2 separate regions of the Homo sapiens genome follow, and region 1 is linked to region 2. Evidence: read pairs that join two places in POLR2A ChIA-PET (ENCODE). Cell type or tissue: PC-9. All regions are shown on one strand. Links, peaks and the distances in the headings refer to the core of each region. The heading gives the core; the rest is flanking DNA.

The links. ChIA-PET counts read pairs that join two places held together with the same protein. Peaks named below come from ENCODE experiments on the same cell type or tissue, not always from the same donor. Only the 100,000 strongest peaks of a DNase experiment are listed, where the experiment ranks them.
Region 1: POLR2A ChIA-PET joins it to region 2 with 10 read pairs; 4 of 35 experiments call an interaction of 5 or more read pairs at or near these places.

The regions. Positions count from the first base shown.
Region 1 is chr2:169,659,652-169,670,836 of GRCh38, reverse strand. It overlaps CFAP210 (cilia and flagella associated protein 210), which reads left to right. Exons shown (of 9, transcript NM_001085447.2): 5 at 8,401-8,557. It also overlaps the pseudogene LOC100421474. Among named protein-coding and RNA genes, the nearest start is that of CFAP210, 29 kb to the left of the region's middle. In PC-9, for the core only: no CTCF peak of the experiment used is centred there; no DNase peak of the experiment used is centred there.
Region 2 is chr2:169,792,781-169,803,965 of GRCh38, reverse strand. It overlaps SSB (small RNA binding exonuclease protection factor La), which reads right to left and starts at 5,095. Exons shown (of 12, transcript NM_003142.5): 1 at 4,990-5,095; 2 at 2,940-3,014. The coding sequence starts at 3,005. LOC124907905 (a long non-coding RNA gene) reads right to left here and starts at 10,315. Exons shown (of 2, transcript XR_007087290.1): 1 at 10,134-10,315; 2 at 8,573-8,942. RefSeq lists a silencer at 4,661-4,860 and an enhancer at 4,812-5,312. In PC-9, for the core only: no CTCF peak of the experiment used is centred there; a DNase peak (open chromatin) is centred at 5,095; H3K4me3 peaks cover 2,195 bases; H3K27ac peaks cover 1,527 bases.

The DNA.
Region 1 (11,185 bases), core at 1,393-9,392, 130 kb after region 2:
AATAGAATGTGTCAGAAATAATGGTGTGTGACATCTAAGCTTAGGATACTAAAGGCAATGTGGCTTCCTCCTTGCTGTCTCCCATGGATTGCTCATTGGGGAACCTAACTGCTGTGGTGTAAGGATACTCAAGCAGATCAATGGAGAGGTCCATGTGGCAAGGACCTGAGGTATCCTGACACCAAATATGTGACAGTGGATTCTCCAGGCTCATTTAAGCCCTTGGATGACTACTGCTTCAACTGACATCTTGACTACAACATTAGTTGAGAACCATCCAACTAAGTCACTCCCAGGTTTCTGACTCTCAGGAATGGTATGAGATAATAAGTGTTCATTGTTTTAAGCTATTAAGTTTTAGAGTAATTAGTTATTCAGCAATATAAAACTGAAACATATTGCACAGCTGCTGGCCCTGTGCCTGAAAGTGAAAATTTTCACATGCTTTCTAAACAATCTATCCTATGCTACTGTGGGGCTTTGACTAGTATAAGAGTCTTTGTGTGACTCATAGCCCAGTGGGTGTGACGGCGATAAGACAAATAAGATACCACAGTGACACCAAAATCCCAAAATAGAGGGATTTTGACCAGGAATCTTACACATAATTATTAAAAAGAAACTTAACACCGTAGCTATAGACACTGTATAGGTCTTCTTTCTTCTATATATAGGTAAGGCTTCCTCTAGGAACAGACACATAGACTTTGCTTAAGAAAAAACTCACTAATTACTGTCTGTTAATCCCATCAGCTTCACACACAAAAAAAGAAAAAATGGTCATAGGATAGTTTGCATCACTTTTTCCTAGATAAAGATTATTTAGGGAAAGAGTAGAAAGAGAGAAGAGGGCTTAAGTGATCTCATCCATTTTACAGATGTAAGTGCCATCCTAAATCTGATAACTCTAGTCTAGACCATCCCTTTGAACCCCAGCTTCACATATCCAGCTGCTTCCATGGTATCTCCATTTCAATGTCTCATAGTATCTCAAACTTAAAATGTCTACACAGAATTATTGATTTCCAGCGTTTCCAGCGGCATTTTTTTTTTTTTTTTTTTAAGACGGAGTCTCGCTGTGTCGCCCAGACTGGAGTGCAGTGGTGCGATCTTGTCTCACTGCAAGCTCCGCCTCCTCCAGCGGCATCTTTATCCAACCAGTTTTTCAAACCAGAAACCTAATAATTCACCTTGATTCCTCATTTTCCTTTATCTTCCACATCAGATCTCTCAGCAATTCATGTTGATTTTTTTCTCCAAAACAAATCATGAATTTACTGCCATCATCTAGTCCAGGCCACTCTCATGTATTCACATGGGTTGTTGTATCAGTCTCTTAATTGGCCTCACATTATTTATTTGCCAAATTCTTCTTTACTTATCATCCAGAGATATTTTATCAAGATGAAAATTGATCATATTATTATTCTACCTTAAGCACTTCAATGGCTTTCCATTCAACTTAAAATAAAATGGAAATTTGACATCCCCTCCAAGGCTCTGTATGATCTGGCCTGCCTACTTCGCAACCTCCTCTCTTACCAGTCCTTCCTCTTAGTTATGATGCCTCCATTATACTGATCTTCCAGGGCCTCGAACATCTACCAAGCTCTTGCTTGCCTCATGTTTTCTCTATGGTCTGGAATTTTACCCTTCCATTCTTCATCTGTGGACCTCTTACCAGCTCAGAGAGGCCTTCCTGTCTTAGAGTTCAACTTTGGTCAAAGTTATCTAAGTACCTCAATTATTACTCTTTTACTTAGTCTCTTATTTTTTAAAAAACACTACGATTTGTAATTACATTGTCTATTTATAGACATACCTTGTTTGATTGTGCTTTGCTTTATTGTACTTTGCAGATATTGTGTTTTTTACAAATCGAAGATTTGTGGCAACCCTGCATTGAGCGAATTTATCAGCACCATTTGTTCAACAGCATGTCACTTTATGTCTCTGTGTCACATTTTGGTAACTCTCGCTGTATTTCAAATTCCTCAATATTACTGTATCTATTATGGTGATCTGTGATCAGTGATCTTTGATGTTACTATTGTAATGTTTTGGGGTGCCACGAACTGTACCCATATAAGATGGCAAACTTAATTGAGGAATATTTTGTGTGTTCTGACTGCTCTACCAAGCACTGTTCTCCTATCTCTCTCTCTTTCCTTGGGCCTCCTTCTTCCCTGAGACACAACAATATTGAAATCAGGCCAATTAATAACCTTATAATAGCCTCTAAGTATTCAAATGAAAGGAAGAGTTGCACGTCTCTCACTTGAAATCAAAAGCTAGAAATGATTAAACTTAGTGAGGAAGACATGTCAAAAGCCAAAATAGGCTGAAAGCTGAGTCTCTTCCACCAAACAGCCAAGCTGTGAATGGAAAGGAAAAGTTCTTGAAGGAAATTAAAAGTGCTACTCTAGTGAACAAACAAATGATAAGAGAGCCAAACAGCCTTACTGCTGATATGGAGAAAATTCTAATGGTTTGGATAGAAGCTCAAACCAGCCCTGACATTCCCTTAAGCCAAAGCCTAATCCAGAATGAGGTCCTAACTCTCTTCAAGTCTGTGATGGCTGGAGAGGTACAGACACTGCAGAAGAAAAACCTGAAGCTAGCAGAAGTTGGTTCATGAGGTTTGAGGAAAGAAGCTGCCTCCATAACATAAATGTACAAGGTGAAGCATCAAGTGCTAATGTAAAAGCTGCAGCAAGTTATCCAGAAGATCTGGCTAAAATCATTGATGAAGGTGGCCACACTAAACAACAGATTTCCAGTGTAGATGAAGCAGTCTTACATTGGAAGAAAATGCCATCTAGGACTTTCATAGCTAGAAGAGAAATCAATGCCTGGCTTTAAAGCTTCAAAGGGCAGACTGACTCCCTTGTTAGCAGCTAATGTAGCTGGTGACTTTAAGTTGAAGCCATTGCTCATTTACCATTCTAAAAATCCTAGGACCCTTAAGAATTATGTTAAATCTTCTCTGCCTGGGCTCTGAAATGGAACTACAAAGCTAAGATGACATCACACGTGTTTACAGCAAGGCTTACTGAATATTTTAAGCCCACTATTGACATCTGCTGCTCAGAAAAAAATATTCCTTTCAAAATATTACTGCTCATTGACAATGCACCTGGTCATTGTCAATGAGCAGTAATAAGTTCTGATGGAGATATACAAGAGATTAATGTTGTTTTCATGGCTGTTAACATAACGTCCATTCTGCAGCCCATGGATCAAGGAGTAATTTAGACTTTCAAGTCTTACTGTTAAAGAAATGCATTTCATAAGACTGTAGCTGCCATAGATAATGATTCCTCTAATGGATCTGGGGAAAGTAAATTGAAAACCTTCTGGAAAGGATTCACCATTCCAGTTGCCATTAAGAACATTTGGGCCAGGCACAGTGGCTCATGCCTGTAATCCCAGCACTTTGGGAGGCCGAGGTGGTTGGATCACCTGAGGTCAGGAGTTCGAGACCAGCCTGGCCAACATGGTGAAACGCTGTCTGTACTAAAAATACAAAAATTAGCCAGGCATGGTGGCGGGCACCTGTAATCCTAGCTACTCAGGAGGCTGAGGCAGGAGAATCTCTTGAACCCGGGGGGCAGAGGTTGCAGTGAGCCGAGATTGCGCCATTGCACTCCAGCCTGGGCAACAAGAGTGAAACTCCATCAAAAAAAAAAAAAAAGAAAAAAGAAAATTTGTGATTCATGGGAGAAGGTTAAAATATCAACATTAATAAGAGTTTGGAAGAAGTTGATTCCAAACTTCATGGATGACTTTGAGGGGTTCAAGACTTCAGTGGAGAAAGTAACTGCAGATGTGGTGTCAATAGCAAGATAACTAGAATTAGAAGTGGAGCCTGAAGATGTGAGTGAATTGCTGCAATCTCATGATAAAACTTGAATGGATGAGAAGCTGATTCTTACGGATGAGCAAAGAAAGTGGTTTCTTGAGATGGAATCTACTGTGGGTGAAGATGCTGTGAAAACCATTCAAATGGCAGCAAAGGATTTAGAATATTATATAAACTTAGTTGATAAAGCAGCAGCAGGTGGAGAGGATTGACTCTAATTTTGAAAGAAGTCCTACTGTGGGTTAAATGCCATCCAACAGCATTACGTACTACAGAGAAATCTTCTGTGAAGAGTCAATGAATATGGCAAACTTCATTGTCTTATTTTAATAAATTGCCACAGCCACTTCAGCCTTCAAAAGCCTGAAGTAGATGGAATGGCTACATCAGTAGATGTAGATGACATGGCTCACTCAAGAAGCTCGAATTCTAGTGAAGGAGACAAGCAAAAACAAACAAACAAATAAAGTACAGGCATACCTCAGAGATATTGTGGGCTTGAGTGACTATACTTTATTGAGATTTGAGTGACTTACTTTATTGAGATATTCATTTTATTGCACTAGTTTGGAACCAAGCCCACAATATCTCTGAGGTATGCCTGTACTTTATTTGTTTGTTTGTTTTTTCTTGTCTCCCTCACTAGAATTCGAGCTTCTTGAGTGAGCCATGTCTGTTTTATCATTGTAGTAGAAATTCAATAAATACTAGGTAAATGAATGAGAGGTCTAAGGATTAGAGAAGAGTTAGGTATAATTCTTAAGTCCCTAGCATAGGTAACTGAAAAGATGGTGGTACTGTTCACCAAAATAAAGAAAAGAGACCAAAAGGATCAGTTTAGAAGAGGAGGATGATGAATTTGGTTTTAGACATAGAGAAGGTAAAGTACCTGTGTAATAGCCAGGTGATGATGCCTAGTGGGTTGTCTTTATAAGAATCAAGGTAGGCTGGGCATGGTGGCTCATGCCTATCATCCTAGCAGTTTGGGGAGGTCAAGCAGGGAGGATCACTTGAGCCCAGGAGTTCAAAGACCATCCTGGGTAACATAGTGAGTCCCCTGTGGAGTCCTAATTAGGGAAAAGGAGTCAGGCTGGTGGGAGCAAGAAAAAGCCAAAAGAAGATGCAGATAAGCTACAAGCCTGCCTTTCTTCCTGGTTCAGGACATATAGCCCTTCTGCACAAATAATTCACAATCTTCCTGTACTCAACTACCACAAGCTCACTGCAACCTTGATGTTATCAGTACTGCACAAAGCCCTCCTCAGCATACAGCATAAACACTATCCTATAAAACCTCCAGCAAGCCTTGTTTCCTTGTAGTCAGCCTCTCTGTTGTAGGCTGCCCATTGCCTCACTGGCAACGTATTTTTATACTTTTTCTAATAAATTTGCCTTTCTTTATCTACAATTGTCTTGGCAAATTCTTTTACCCTCATGCCAATAGCCCAGATAGCCATCCTTCCCCTGCAACAACTCTGTCTCTCTTAAAAAAAAAAAATAGCTGGAATTAGCTGGGTGTGGTGATGCATGCCTGTAGTTCCAGCTTGGGAGCCTGAGGCAGAAGGATCACTTGAACCCAGGAGTTTGAGGTTGCAGTGAACTATGAGGTTGCAGTGAGCTATGATTGTACCACTACACTCCAGCCTGGATGACAGAGTGAGACCAGTCTCAAAAAACAGTTTTTAAAAATGAAAGAATGAAACCTGTCTGTTGTAATAGAGAGAGAGAACTCAGTTTGGATGTTTGACTACTGACTTCTTTTTTAGGCCTCACCCTCACTTCCCTTTTGGCCCTACATCTGTACAGGCTGATAAGAAGGCTCCTGGAACTCTCCTCCTCCTCTTTTGGCACAAGTGCTTAATTTAAATCCCTCCTGCTCAGAAACTTTTCCTCAGTCCCACTTCCCTCTGCTTTGTCCAAAGCAATCAAGACCTACTTGTGCCTGCCCAGCTCTTCCCAGGAGTCCCTCATGTGAGTAATACTTTCTACCAAGTTTTCTTGGGATGTAGTGTCATCAGTCTGGACATCTGAACCAAATTTTGGGTAGTGGTCTTTCTTGCTTTTACAGGAGAACTATACAACATCTATATAAGCCCAAGAATCAGATCTGTGCTAGATAAGTACAGATTTGGAATCTTCAGAATGTGAATCAAGGATAGCAAGGAGCTGACTCAGGAAGAGCAAGGCGTTGACATATTCAACTCTGATTGCCTGGTGGAGGCTTCCCAATGCATTGTTTGAGAAGGACCAAGAATCAGCAGGAAAGAGTTTTGTGCTGGTTGCTGACTCTGCTTTGGGAATGGGAGCTGGAAGTAATGATATGAATGTTATGTGTTTCTTCCTTGAACTAGAGGATCTCAAATTTACTTCAACAAGTTAACTTTGCATTAAACCAAATTAATGGCATATAGATGACAAGTCTATTCAAACTACCCAAACTAAGGAAAAAGTCCCTTTTGACAGCTAATTAAATTTTTAATTATTGTAAATTATTATGTAAGTCACTGGCAATATATTACATTTTAACTGACTTTAGAGACATTTTTGTTATTATTCTTAGAATAGGTAAATTTTTTGCTGAAATGATGCATTATCCAATGGATGCATAGTTATAATGTTAGTGATTTCCAGATTTGCTAAGAAATGCTAAAGCTGAAAAATTTTAAAGTATCTTCTTGTTTTCCCTTAAAGTAGCAATTTAAAAACTTTGAAAGCTTCTGGTCTTAGAATTGGATGAATCTCTTTTTACAATGTTCTTCAAATCTTTTTTTTTGTTTTTGAGACAGGGTCTTGCTCCCACTCAGGCCAGAGTGCAGTGGCGTGATCTCAGGTCTCTGCAATCTCTGCCACCCAGGTTCAAGCAATTTCCTGCCTCAGCCTCCCAAGTAGCTGGGTCTACAGGTGGGCACCACCACATCCGGCCAAATTTTTTTTTTTTTTTTTTTTTTAGTAGAGTTGGGGTTTCATTATGTTGGCCAGGCTGGTCTCAAACTCCTGACCTCAGGTGATCCGCCCGCCTTGGCCTCCCAAAGTGCTGGGATTACAGGCGTGAGCCACTGCGCCCAGACATGTTCTTCAAATCTTGATTGTTGACTTGTGAGTTTGCTTCTAGGAGATTGGTAGATATAAAATATTAAATAATTCTAACAAAATTCTGGAAGCTTGGTTTTTTTTTTTTATTATTATTTTTAGGGCAATCGTAAACCTGGTTTAGCATTGGCCAACAGTGATCTTTTTCTTACCTCCTCCTAAAGAGAGTGAATCTGACTCTAAAGCTTATTATTCTGCACAGATGAATCAAGTAGGAATCTCCTGTCCTGAATTGGCTTAACAGTAACAAAGTGAACTTGTTGGCTCACTTAACTGTACAGTCCTCCATGGCATAGGGGAAGGGAATTTTCCCTTCCCTGAACCTGAGTGAGGGGACTCCAGTAAAAAATGTTTTCTCGATTGGGTGCATATGAAAGAAAGGTTGGCTGGGTACATTGGCTCATGCCTGTAATCCCAACACTTTGGGAGGCTTAGGCGGGAGGATTGCTTCAGTCCAGGAGTTTGAGACCAGCCTGGGCAACATAGCAAGACCCCATTTCTATAGAAAAAAATTTTTTTAAAGAAAGAAAGGTTTATTCCTCAGACATTCATCTATTTAGGTGGGTTGTCGACCTGCCCTATGCCTACCTTTTCAGGAAAAAAAAAAAAAAGAGAGAGAGGGCAGATAGAGTAGTGAGAAAGCCTGTATATTGTTGATTGGCTAGCAAGGATGCGTGAGTTTTCCATGGGCAAGGAGACAACTTGGACTTGCGCTGTCTTGCCAGTATGCAGAGGTTTGGCTGCTGGATGAAGGGCCTTTGAGACCTGGAGTCTTTAATCAACTGCTTAGTGTGGGAGCTCCTGGTAGCGATAGTGGTGGGGTTTAGGGGTGAGCTGAAGAGATGGAGCTGGAGCTAAATCACTCAGATCAGGGCTCTGCAGTGAGGAGGACCCTCAGGGATCTCTGAGGAACTCACACATGTGTTCTGAAAGATAGCCAGGGAGGCTCACAATTCAGAAGAAATTATCAGCTAGTCAATACTGGCTACAGAAAGAATTACAACCCAAGTGGTCAGTTGAGTAAGGAGACCTTTCTTCCTTTCATTCCATCAAACTGCATTCCTTGAGAGGCTAGGCCCATGGCTTATGTAGCATCATCTAGGGCTGAAGTTGGGAAGCACTAGGGATTAGGAACCTTTCTGTAAAATAATGTCACCATTTCTTCTTACTGTCATCCCATTAACTGGTTCTTTCTAAAGGAAAAGAACACTTACTTGGGTGAGTAATGAAATAAATTTTGAAGCAAGGAAAGTATTGCCAATTCTAGGTTAACCAAGATTGGATTAGTTTTAGTCACTGCTATTTAATGTCTGTTCTTTTCCCCCAAAGAAATTCACAGATTTTTCCTTGCAGCTTCAACTCATTCCAGGTTGGAATTGAATTCATTTCTTAAAAATATAACCTATTTTTCTGCTTTGTTCTCAATTATAATTATGTTTTTGCTTTAGAATAAAGGAACATGAGGAAGAAGAGGAAAGAAGGAAAAAATATGAAGAAAAAGATGCTGAGGAAATAAAGCGACAGAATGCATTATATGAAATTGAAATGAGAAAAAAACTAGAAAAGAAAAGAGAAGAGATGCATGAAAGCAGGAGACGGTTTCTTGTAAGTTGAAAGGGCAAAAGTTCCAAAAAGGTTCAAAGTCAAATGCCCAACTTTTAAAATTGATACATAATATATTTGTACATGTTTATGGAGTACATGTGGTATTTTGACCCATGCATACATTATGTAATGATCAAGTAAGGGAATTTAGGTTATCTGTCACCTTGAACATTTATCATTTCTTCGTGTTGGGAACATTTCAAATCTTCTAGTTATTTTGAAATGTACAATATATTGTTGTTAACTATAGTCCCCCCACTAGGCTATCAAACACTAGAACTTATTCCTTATATCTAACTGTAAGTTTGTACATCCCCACTGTGTCTCCACATCCTTACCAGCTTCTGATAGAATAACTGTCATTCTAGTCCCTGCCTCCACTAGATCACTTTTTAGCTCACACATAATGAGTGAGAACATAATATATTTGTCTTTCTGTGCCTGCAAATGCCTAACTTTTAATATTTAAAAAAAAGTGGAGTAGAAAACAAGTTGCTATTAAGTTGGGTTTCTAAGGGAGTGCATCCTTTTGGGATAGCTATATTTGCTGTGGTTTTATGTGCATGTGCTCTCATGCATGAACAAGAAAGAGAGAAGAGAAAATGAGATTTTAAAACAATGAATATATTTTCTTGAGAGTTGTGAGGAATGAATGGGGTGATTTATGTTTGGTGTCTGTTGTGCCATTAATATGTGCTCCACAAATGGTAATATTTTTGTCGCAGTTCACCACAGGGGCATGTTTGAAGGGTCTTCTCGTCCCAGTGCCACTGCTCTCTAGCTCCAGGCCTGGGGCTTCCCCTAGCACTGCTGAGGAGCTGTCTGTGCAGCTCAGCCCCTGGAGGGCAGAGGAGAGGGGCTGAGAGTGCTTGGAGGTTCAAGAGGAGGATAAAAGGATAAGGATAGAATTACAAGCAGTGCCTGAAAATGCCCAGCCTACAGAATCTGAAAAGGAAATTTATAATTAATTAGGTGAATGTAGTATTAAAAGATGCAAACGGCATCTTGGAGGACTTACAGTCATACAGAGGAGATGACCATGAAATACAAGAGGTAATCCAGCAGCCAGCAGATGAGAAGTTGCAAGAGAAGGCATGGGGTGCATTTGTTCCACTGGGAGGCAAATTAAAGAAATTTTATGAATTGTCTCAGCGGTTAGAAGCAGCATTAAAAGGTCTTCAGGGAGCCTTGACAAGTACGCCATATTCTCCCACCCAGCATCTAGTGCAAGAACAGGCTTCTGCTAAAGAGTTTTCAGAAGTTCTTCATTTCACACTCTGGTTTGATGAACTCAGGATGACAAATCCTGCTATACAGAATGATTTCAGCTATTATAGAAGAACATTGAGTTGTATAAGGATTAATAATGTACCATCAGGCCAGGCGTAGTGGCTCATGCCTATAATCCTAGCACTTTGGGAGGCTAAGGCAGGCAGATCTCTTTGAGCTCAGGAGTTCGAGACCAGCCTGGCCAACATGGTGAAACCCTGTCTCCACAAAAAATACAAAAAATAGCCAGGCAGGGTGGTGCACGCCTGTGGTCCCAGCTACTCAGGAGGCTGAGGCTGGAGGATTGCTTGAGCCCTAAGTGGAGGTTGCAGTGAGTCAAGATCGTGCCACTGCACTCCAGCCTGGGCAATAGAGCAAGACTCTGTCTCAAAGAAAAAAAAAAAAATATATATATATATATAAAATAAGCAACCTAATGAGGCATCTTAAAGAACTAGAAAAGCAAGAGCAAACCAAACCCAAAATCCCTAGACACAAACCAAGTGCAAAATTAGTAGAAGAAAATAAATAATAAAGATCAGAGCAGAAATAAATGAAATGGAAAGAAACAAAACAAAACAAAAAAAAACAGTGAAATGAAAAGTTGATTTTTTTTTTTTTGAGACAGAGTCTTGCTCTGTCAACCAGGTTGGAGTGCAATGGTGTGATCTCAGCTCACTGCAACCTCTGCCTCCTGGGTTCAAGCAATTCTTCTGTCTCAGCCTCCTGAGTAGCTAGGATTACAGGCACGCACCACCACGCTCAGCTAATTTTTGTATTTTTTTTAGTAGAGACAAGATTTCACCATGTTGGCCAGGCTGGTCTTGAACTCCTGACCTTGTGATCTGCTCGCCTTGGACTCCCAAAGTGCTAGGATTGCAGGCATGAGCCACCGTGCCCAGCCAGAAAAGTTGTCTTTTTTTTTTTAAAGATAAACAAAATTTACAAACCTCTAGCCAGATTAAGAAAAAAAGAGAAGACCTGAATAAAAAAACTCAGAGATGAAAAATGAGACATTACAACTGATGCTGCAGAAATTCAAAAGATCATTAGAGGCTAGTATGAGCAACTATATGTCAATAAATTGGACAATCAAGAATACATGGATAAGTTCCTAGACACATACAACCTATCAAGATTGAACCATGAAGAAATCCAAAACCTGAACAGACCAATAACAAGGGATGAGATTGAAGCCATAATAAAAAGTCTTCCAGTAAAGAAACTTTTGAGTTAATGCTGGAATGAGTTAAGACTTTGGGGACTGTTGGGAAGGCATAATTGGTTTTGAAATATGAGAAGGACATGAGATTTGGGAGGGGTTAAGAGCAGAATGATATGGTTTGGCTCTGTATTGCC
Region 2 (11,185 bases), core at 2,047-10,046:
GAAGTTCGACAACAGACTGGCCAAAGTGGTGAAACCCTGACTCTACTAAAAATACAAAAATTAGCCACACATGGTGGTGCACGCCTGTAATCCCAACTACTCGGATGGCTGAGGCACAAGACTAGCTTGAACCCGGGAGGTGGAGGTTGCAGTGAGCTGAGATCACCGCCACTGTACTCCAGCCTGAGAGGAGAGCAATACTGTCTCTCTGTCTTAAAAAAAAAAAAGACACTATTTTTCAGGGATCGGGTCTTGCTTTGTTGCCCAGACTGGAATGCAGTGGTGCAACCACAGCTCACTGCAGCCTGAAACTCCCGGGCTCAATTGATCTTCCTCCTCAGCCTTCCAAGTAACTAGGACGACAAGCACATGCCACCATGCCCAGCTAATGATTTTTTTAAAAATTATAAAAAATAGGCCAAGCGCAATAGCTCATGCCTGTAATCCCAGCACTTTGGGTGGCCGAAGCAGGTGGATCACCCGAGGTCAGGAGTTCGAAACCAGCCTGACCAACATGGTGAAACCCCGTCTCCACTAAAAATACAAAAATTAGCCGGGCATGGTGGTGTGCACCTATAATCCTAGCTACTTGGGAAGCTGAGGAACCTGGAAGGTGGAGGTTGTGGTGAGCCAAGATCACGCCACTGCACTCTGCACTCCAGCCTGGGAGACAAGAGTGAGACTCCATCACAAAAAATAAATAAATAAATAATGTACTGTAAACTAAAAAAAAAATCCAACCTCATTTCATTGTTAATCAAAGAAATACAATTTAAAGCAACGAGACAGCATTTTTCACCTAACAAACTGGCTAAGATTAGAAAGAAAACCAAGACTACCTAGTATTGACTTGAACACAGAGAACTAGCCATTCAGGTAGATGTAAACTGACAATTATCAGTGTTTTTTAAATGTGCATAATCCTTGAGCCAGTATGGCTCCTTCTAAGAATTTTCCTTGAAGAAATCAATAAACATGTTTACTAAGATTTATATATAAGAATATTTGTCAAAGAATGATTACAGCTAAAAAAATTAGAAACATCCTTCATATTAAAGAGGAGAATGAAAAGATTATTGATTACAAAACTTTTCTCCACAAAAATGCATCCTATATTTAGCGGGGGAAAGGGAAGGAAATAAAATTGTTAGAAATGTACCACTCTGGTGGGGGATGTTTTAAAAGGTGAAGGCACTATGCTTGTGTGGAGGCAGGGGATATATGGAAAATCTCTGTACCTTCTGCTCAATTTTGCTGTAAACCTAGAACTGTTGTAAAATATAAGGTCCACTAAAAAAATTAGTATGAGCATGAAGCAAAGTGTCAAAAGCTTTTAACCTTGATAACCTCAGAAGAGTAGGATTTGAGAGTTAGCAGGTTGTGGGAGAGATACAACCTTTTCTATATACATCTTAGTATTGTTCTAAGTATTAAACACAGAATGAATAATTTCTAATTTTTCTCCTCATAGTCATAAAGAAATTAATACCAAAAAAAGGAACATGAGACATTTTAAATGCAGAGACGTGCAGCTTAAAAAAAAAAAAAAAGCAGTTCTGAGAATTGCAGAAAAACCCCACACCAAACAATATGATCTGAGGGGTTCTTAGCAAGAACCTAAGTTTAGAGATAATTTCCCATGCAACCATTATCGATATTGTAAAGATTTTAAGGTTTTTTTCTTTTTGAGTTTAATTGAACAAAGAACGATTTGCAAATCAGGCAGCCTCCCCAGCCAGAGTATGCTCACGAAGACTCTCAAGTTTCTTCCCCTCGCCCCCTGAAACAGTGTCTCGCTCTGTCATCCAGGCTGGAGTGCAGTGGTATGATCACAGCCACTGCAGCCTCTACCTTCTGGGCTCCATCAATCCTCCCACCTCAGCTTCCCAAGTAGCTAGGACTACAGGTAAACTGCTAACACACTCAGCTAATTTTTAAAATTTTTTTGTAGAGATGGGGCCTCATCATGTTGCCCAGGCTGGTCTCTAACTCCTGGACTCAAGCCATCCTCCTGCATCAGTACTGCAAAGGTACTACGGATCACTTGAGGTATTACGTTAACATAAACATAATACCTAAATTTGAAAAAATGCTAAGAGGGTTTTGAAAACAGATACTATATTAAAGTTACTGGCTGGGCACAGTGGCTCACACCTGTAATCCCAGCACTTTGGGAGGCTGAGGTGGGCAGATCACCTGAGGTCTGGAGTTCGAGACCAGCCTGGCCAACATGGTGAAACCCTGTCGCTACTAAAAATACAAAAATTAGCCAGGTGTGGTGGCGTGCTCCTGTAGTCCCAGCTATTTGGGAGGCTGAGGCAGGAGAATCATTTGAACCCAGGAGGCAGAGGCTGCAGTGAGCCAATACTGTTGTAGTGAGCCAGGATAGTGCCACTGCACTCCAGCGTGGCCAACAGAGTGAGACTCCATCTCAAAAAAAAAAAAAAAAAAAAAAACTATATTAAAGTTACAATAGCTGAGAACTGACTGGGCAGAAAAAAACTAAGATCATCAAAAATATAGTGTTATTTAACAGGGAAGGTACTTTACCAAGGACTTTTATGTTACTTATGTGTCAGGAATTCTTCTAAGTACTTAACATTATATTCACTAATCCTCCAAACTACCTTATGAGGAGGGAACTACTATTATTCTCATTTTATATGAGACTATGAAGCTAAAATTTTATATGAGACTATGAAACTAAAATTTTAAAAAGATTAAGTAACTCTAGTTTATAGTGTTACCTTTTGAAATGTTTGTACATCTTAAGTTTCACAACCTGGCTCCACCAATATAAAACTGTATGCTATTATATGTTCATCTAAGAATCAAAGGCAAACCAAATGTTGAATATGTCCATGTACTAGAATTAAATGTTCTTTCTGTATTTTCTTTCAAGGAACTTGTTTTTGCAGTTTATAGCACAGGAATCATACCTCAATTTGATGACAGATTTTGGCCTCCAGGGCAGCCATCTTTTCATTATCACCATTTTCAGCCATTGCGGCTATCTGTAAAATTTCCCAAATTAGCATAAAGTTATTTTTTATATAAAACTCAAGAATAGAAAGATAATGTTTACAAAGTATTAATATCCCGTTTTCTTAAAAAATCAAGAATTTCTATTTTCACGGGTTCAGTTTCTTTACTCAGTTCTCAAATATCTCAACAAAGCAACACTTTGGAATAAGTGATGAAAAAATCTAAAAACTATAAAAAACTTGTCTTTCAGTAAATCACTACCCCATCTTCTATAACAAGAAACTGTTTATCTTCACTTAGCTGGTCAAGCAAGCTTTAGGGAAAAAAACTCCAATCACTTACCAACCATTTCCAGTTTTAAACAGATAACTATCTATCTGTATATTACCATGGCTCTCTGTGCATTTGTTTGGTATGGGTTCACCTCTTTTTTTTTTTTTTTTTTTGAGACGGAGTCTCGCTTTTGTTGCCCAGGCTGGAGTGCAATGGTGCGATCTCGGCTCACTGCAACCTCTGCCTCCCAGGTTCCAGCGATTCCGCCTTCGCCTCCTGAGTAGCTGGGATTACAGGCGCCCACCACCACGGCTGCGGCTGACTAATTTTTGTATTTTTAGTAGAGACGGGGTTTCACCATGTTGGTCAGACTGGTCTTGAACTCCTGACCTCTGGCGATCCACCCGCCTCGGCCTCCCAAAGTGCTGGGATTACAGGTGTGAGCCACCGCGCCCGGCCTCATTTCTTTTAAAATGTAGTCACAACTGACTTACCCAAACCTTGTTACCAAGTTAGACATCATAACTTTAAGGTGAAAAATGTTACAGTTCCTTAGATACTCTATGCTAAGGAACATACGAAAACAAAAATGGGAGAATGTGGTCATACTAACACAACATTAAACTGGGGAGTATGCCTACTAATTTACTAATACATTGGATAGCCAGTTTCCTGTTTCGTATTCCTGACATTAGCACTGCAATGAAAAAAGGAAGCTGTGCTATTAGTTTGCTAGAAATTACAAACCAAGTCTTCTACTTACAAAGTACTTGCCTCCAGGACTCTACTAAGCCACCCAGTCATCCCAACTGTACAAAAGTTATGTGAACAAATCATCGAGAATATTGCCATTAGTTGACTCTAGTTATGAACTGATGTAGGTACACTTCCTGGAAGCATCCCCTGACACACTGCAATTGCATTCGATACCATGGATACACATAGGAAGCACTTGCAACGGGGTACTGTGTGATCCACATCCCCCTAGAGAAATTACTCAATTTTATGCATTGTCTTGTCTATCACAATCTACACTCCTAAGTTACTACCGTGATCTAGGGCCCCCTACAAAGCAAACGATGAAATAAAATAACTATTTAGACCCTGCAAAACCTATTTGGCCTAATTTTGGAACTGCGTTTCATCAGATACTTTTCCAGAATGTACGACTGTAAATGAAATATTACCCACGTTTTCCCGTTTCACACTGAAACCTGATGTGAGCGATGAAGGCCCTAACAGACCAAAAGAGTGACGCTGGTGTACATCTGCGGCCCAAAGTTCTTTGGCCTCCAGTCAGTCCCATAGGCTCCACAGAACCCTCCGGCGTTTACCCCGTGCCCACCTCCCCAGAAACTTTACAGAGATGGCCACAAGCCTTCGGTGAGACTAGAAGGCGGTGGAGGTAAAAAAAAAAAAAAAAAAAAAAGACGCAATGGGGATGAGGGCAGCCACAGTCCCGTCTCTAAGCAACCGCGGAACTGCCTGGGCACCAGCCACGTGCGGGGAACCCCAGGATCCCGCATTCCTCGCGGGGGCAGCCTCGCCGCCGCCCGCGCCCCCTCGGCTCCGCCGCCTCCGGCTGCGGCCCACGCGGCGCTCGGCCTGAACGTGAGGAAGGCGAGGGGCGGACGGACGCCGCGAGAAGCAGTAAAGAACGGAAACGCGCAGTCGCGCACCAGCAAAGCGGACCCTTTTGTAGCTTCTCATTAGCCACCGAGAGTTACTCACCTTTAAGGTTCCGGCCCACAGAAGCCGCGCCACAGGCTCACAAACAGCAACAGCAACGACTCCACCTCCCAGCGCCGCCGGCCAGCCTAAAGCGCTCCAAGAAGATGGGGACCGTCCCGGCAGCTCTTGCGGCCTGGGTGGGCAGGGCCACGGACGAGGTGGAGCGGTCCCTGTGCTCTGAGCATGCGCGGCTGCCGGGGCCTCCCAGGGACCCTGGAGTCCCGCCCTCAATCCCAAACAGATTGGGTTAAAAAGTACTCCAGGTTGTAGGGGAATGGCTGCTAGTTTGTGTTAGTATAAACATTTATTTTTAAGTATTTCTGGACGGCGTCTGTACCCCAGCCCTTCCTTTGGCCCTCCATTCATGTGAAGTGCTTTGGGTTTTTTTTCAGATATTTTCCAAAAATGTGTGTGAATACACACACACATCGTGTTGTAGTAGTTCTCAAAAAAAAAAAAAGGACAAGTGAAATTTAAAAAAAAAATCAAAGATCCATGAAATCTTAGAGTTTTGAAAACAATACAGTACAGCGTGTAAAAACTGGGTGTCTGGAATCAGACTGCCTGCTTCAAATAATGGTCCTCCTGCTGTGAAACTGTGATCTTGGACAAGTTGTTCAACTTCTCTGTTCCTCAGGTATAAATAGGGCCGGTAATAAATACTACCTAGTTCATACAATTGCTGTGAGTATTCAACTTGATGCAATATTGTCAACCTAAAGGGAAAAACTGAGGCAAAATTAATATAAGTAGACAGTTTATTTGAGCCAAGTTTGAGGACTGCCACATGAGAGCATGGATTCAAATTGCCCTGAATATATGCTCTGATTAGCAGCACTTACAAGTAGCTTTTAAAGAAAAAAGAAGAGGCAGTTCCTAAATTGTTTACCGATAACTTACATTACAATAACAAGCTATTGATTGGCTATACATTCTTCTTTGTATCACAAATTCGAAGAACATGAAAATGGATGAAGCAGGTAGTAAGGGACAAAGTGACTTGAAACAATTGCCCCCCAAGCATGGCGACTGATATAGTTTGGTTCTGTGTCCCCACACAAATCTCATCTCGAATTGTAATCCCCATAATCCCCAAGTGTGGAGGGGAGGAACCACACACAGGGTGGGAGGTGACTGGATCATGGGGATGGTTTCCCCCATGCTGTTCTCCTGGTGGTTTTATAGGGCAGTTTTCCCTGCTCTTGCTCGCTCCCTCTCACCTGCCACTGTGTAAGACATGCCTCTTCCCCTTCCACCATGATTGTAAATTTCCTGAGGTCTCCCCAGACATGCGGAACTATGAGTCAATTAAACCTCTTTTCTTTATGAATTACCGAGTCTTGGGTATGTCTTTATTGCAGTATGAGAACTAACTAATACAGGGGTGTAGGGACATGACTGAAGTCCCAAACTCATATCTCTCTGTGCCTGATAAATTCCGCATACCTCACATAGTTCAAACTGCTCTGGGCTCTTTTTTCTTTTCTTAAGGCCAATGAGAAAAAACATATTTAACAGGGTTGTGCTCAGGTAGTTTAAATTCAAATTAATTAGATTATCTTTTATCCACTCAAAGAATATTTATCTACTCTCTATTTTATGCCAGACACAATTGAAACCTTAATTCTTGTTTTGATCAAGTCAGTGAGAATATATGTATTTAACAGAACAAATAATATCAGTGTCAGGGTACTCTCATTCATCCATTCAGCTAACTGTTTATTACATGCCTGTTAATGTCCTGGTATGGAGGCTTAACACTGGGAATAGAAAGAAGAGTCAGAATCTGCCTAGAGACAGAGCCACCTAAACAAATATAACTGCTTCTTCATGTCCCACAACATCTGGGCAGAACTGCAGTACAGCCTATTATCAGAAGTCACACCGGCAAAAAAAACATTTATTTCATGTTCTCATCAGGTCCCTGGTCCTTTGCTCTCCCTTTCTTGTCTTTTCTTTTTTATCTTTTTCTTTCTTCTTCTTTTTTTTTAGACAGTCTCCCTCTGTCGCCCAGGCTGGAGCGCAGTGGCACCACCTCGGCTCACTGCAACCTCTGCCTCCCAGGTTCAAGTGATTCTCCTGCCTCAGCCTCCTGAGTAGCTGGGATTACAGGCGCCCGCCACCATGCCTGGCTAATTTTTTTATTTTTAGTAGAGTCAGCGCTTCGCCATGTTGGCCAGGTTGGTCTCGAACTCCTGGCCTCAGGTGATCCACCCGCCTCAGCCTCCTAAAGTGCTGGGATTACAGGCATGAGCCACCATGTCCAACCCTTTTCTTATCTTTTCTTTTTCTCCCTCGTTCCCTTCCAGAAGCAGAGTTCCATGCAGACACACCCTCTGAGGAAAATGAATTCCTGGCGGCAGACCAGGAAGCTTCATGTTTCATTTACAGTACCTAGGAGAGGACTCTCTCTCATACTGGTATCCATCTCTCATAGCATAACTTTGTAAGTCAGTACACTAAAAGACCATCTTTCTGGGTATACACTTAGTACAATTACTTTGAGAACAAATTGATAATATCTATTAAAGTTTAAGATGTGCATAGCTGATGGTGCAGAAAGTCCACTCTAAAGAATATACTCCCAGCCTGGCCAACATGGTGAAACCCTGTTTCTACTAAAAATACAAAAATTAGCCAGGCATGGTGGTGCATGCCTGTAATCCCAGCTACTAGGGAGGCTGAAGCAGGAGAATTGCTTGAACCTGGGAGGTGGAGGTTGCAGAGAGTCAAGATCGCGCCATTGCACTCCAGCCTGGGCGACAAGAGTAAGACTCTGTCTCATTAAAAAAAAAAAGATTATACTCTAGAGCAATGTTCACATCTGTACACAAGAAAACATGTTCAAGCATATTCGGGCGGGGTGCAGTGGCTCATGCCTGTAATCCCAGCACTTTGGGAGGCTGAGGAGAGTAGATCACAAGGTCAAGAGTTTGAGACCAGCCTGGCCAACATGGTGAAACCCCGTCTCTACTAAAAATACGAAAATTAGCCAGGCATGGTGGCACGTGCCTGTAATCCCAGCTACTTGGGAGGCTGAGGCAGGAGACTTGCTTGAACCTGGGAGGCGGAGATTGCAGTGAGCCAAGATCATGCCACTGCACTCCAGCCTGGATGACAGAGCAAGACTCCGTCGCTAAAAAAAAAAAAAAAAAAAAAAGAATATTCATAGCAATATGGTTTGTAAATTTAGGGAACTGGAAATCAACTAAATGTTCACCACAAAAGAATGGGTAACTAAATTAAATTGTGATATAATTAAATAATGAAATTCTATACAGTGAGAAAAATAAACTAGATCTACATGAATTGACATTGATAAATTTCACAAACATAATGCTGAGTTTAAAAAGAGATTTCAGAAGAAATATAAGTAGCAACCCCCAGTCACTGTGACAATGAAAAATCCCACCTACATTTCGAAACAGCTTCTTAATTATGAGGCTGGTTACTGCTCCCAGCCTCATATTAAGAACATTTAGTCTAGGGTAATAGCATTGCTCTATTTTGAAGATTTGGTTTTGTTACTGAATTGGGCTTGTTCTGCCTGTTGCACAATATGCCCAATCACTGAGACATCAAATTTTGCTGCAGAGAAAGGGTTTATTCATGAAGCAGCCAAGTGAGGAGACAGGAGAACAGATCTCAAATCCAGCTCCCAAAGATGGGGTTTTAGGGTATTTACGGGATAAAGGAGCAAGGTGGTCTGAGGCATGGGGAAAGGTAATTGGGGTAAGAAACAGTGAGGCAACTGGTGCTGTGCACAAGCATAGTCAAGCTTCATAGCTCTTCATAGGACACATGTCCACAAAATTGCAGCTTTAGCATGATCTGAGGGTGGAGCTCTTGGTCCTGTGATGCCAAAAGGTCACCCATTGGACACTCATGCAGGCCCAGTTGAAGAGTTGTTGGTCTCAGCTGGCTTAAGCTGGACAAGAGCTAACTCTAAGTTCCTGAAAAACAAGCAACCATTACCATGGTGACCTATATCTCAGATATGTAATCTGTAAGGAAGCTAATGGAATTTTATGTATATATTGCTTAGCTACATGACTTTTAGCTATTAAATATGTAGCTTTTAAAATTAACTAAAAACAAATGAGACAAGTTAAGTTTGGTGGGCCAAATCAGGTTAGCCCTCAGTTTCAGGTTGAAATGCTTATTAGACATCAAGGTAAAGATGTCAAGTAGGCAGTTGGTATGAGTTTGAAGAAGTCAGGGTTAAAGATATAAATTTTGGAACTATTAGTATATAGCAGACATTTTAAGTCATGTCATTATATGAGCTCTCCTAAAAAGAGTATAGACAACAAAGATGGGAGGATCCCAGACTGACCCCTCTAGCATTCGAATTTTTTGGATAATGAATAAAAGAAGAGAAGCCTGTACAGCAGCTAGAATAAGCAGACCCTGAGAGGTGCTATGAAAATATGGCACCATAGAAGCTAAAGAGTGGAATGTTTCAAGGAAGGAGGGACCAACTGAGTACATATTGCTGAGAAGATGCTATGGATTGTGTATGGGTCATGAGGATGGATCCCTTATGAGTGGCTTGGTGCTGTTCTTGTAGTAGCCAGTAACTTTCCCTTCTGATTGGCTCTCAGAGGAATGGGTTAGTTCCCATGAGAATGGGTTGTTATGAAACAATGGGTTGTTATACCAGGGTGCCCCTCAGATTTGGTCTTTCTTCACACATGCCTGCTTCTCTTTGACCTTTTCCACCATGTTTGACTCAGCAGAAAAGCCCTTACTGGGAGCCAAGAAGATGCTGGTGGGTGTCATGCTTCTTGTACAGCCTGCGAAATTGTGAGCCAAATAAACCTCTTTTAAAAAAAATTATCCAGCCTCGGGTATTCATTTATAGCAACACAAAACAGACTAAGACAGAAGATTTGCAAGCTGACCTAAACCAATTTTGTCATTGTGGCAGATACTGTCACTTATCTCTTGGCTCTCTCCTTCCTATATAATAATAAAATCACCTGTGGCTTTCAACAAAATGTATGGCCAATCAGAAATAAAAACTACATTTTTCCAGCCTTCCTTGAAGCTTAGTAAGACAATGTCTGGCCTATGAGACATGAGTGGAAGTGATGTGTGCAACTTCCAGGTAATTCTTAAATGCAATGAATTTATTCTCTTACCTCACTTTCTCTTTTCTTCAACTAGCTAGATGTGGATGATGAGCAAAACTGGACCAAGCAAATGAAGGAAACACCATAGGTGTGGCAAAGCAGCAAGATAGAAGGAAGCCAAGTCCCAACATCCTGTAGTTCCATACCAACTCTGATGGCTTCGTAGAATGGACTTATCATTCTAACCTGGACTTTAAATGCGAGGGGGAAAAAAATCCATGAAAAATTATTCAAGGCAGATGATTATAATATTTTAGACTTTTGGTTAGGGCAATTGAGAGAATTCATCACTAAGGGGCAGAAAACTCAACTAAATCAAAACTCCAGGCCAAGAGTACCACTCTGAAGGCTGCTAGGCTTGCTAAGTTTTTCTATTTCTGTGTGTGTGTGTGTGTGTGTGTGTGCGCGCGCACGCGCGCGCGCAAGATGAATATCAGATTGCCTAAAAGCCAGAAATCTAGGGTCTCCCTGAATTTTGGGAATAGATTGTAGGACTACTTTTGTGTTTTCTTGCTAATAGATGTTTGAAGGTGAATCTTGTCTACAAAAACTTCCTTCATTGTAATAAGTCATATGAAAGTGAGGTTATTAAGGGGAGACCTAGAGCCCACCCCTATGTCTAACAATTGGTGACCTCCACTATCCTCTAAATTATCTAATAATTGTGAACAGCCAAATTTACTTGGGTCAATTTGCTATATTTGGCAAGTGGACGAGATCAGCATGCATAAAATGATAAGTAGATCTTCTATAGAAGACAGTACATGGAAGTTGATAAAACAGCACAGATTCTTTACCAAGACTTCATGTAAAATAAAATAACTGTGACAGATAAAGAGAAAAGAAGGGCCTTTGGGGGCTAAACATTTTTTTAATTGAATTATATCACACAAACTATAAGGTGCATGAATTTTAAGTGCTCAATGAAGTTTCACAAGTGAACACCACCTTGTAATTACCATCCAGATTGAGATATAGAACATTTCAGCACTCCAGAAAGTTCCTTTGGGCTCCTCTCTCAGTCAATACCCTCCTTAAAAGTAACTACCATTGATTAGCTT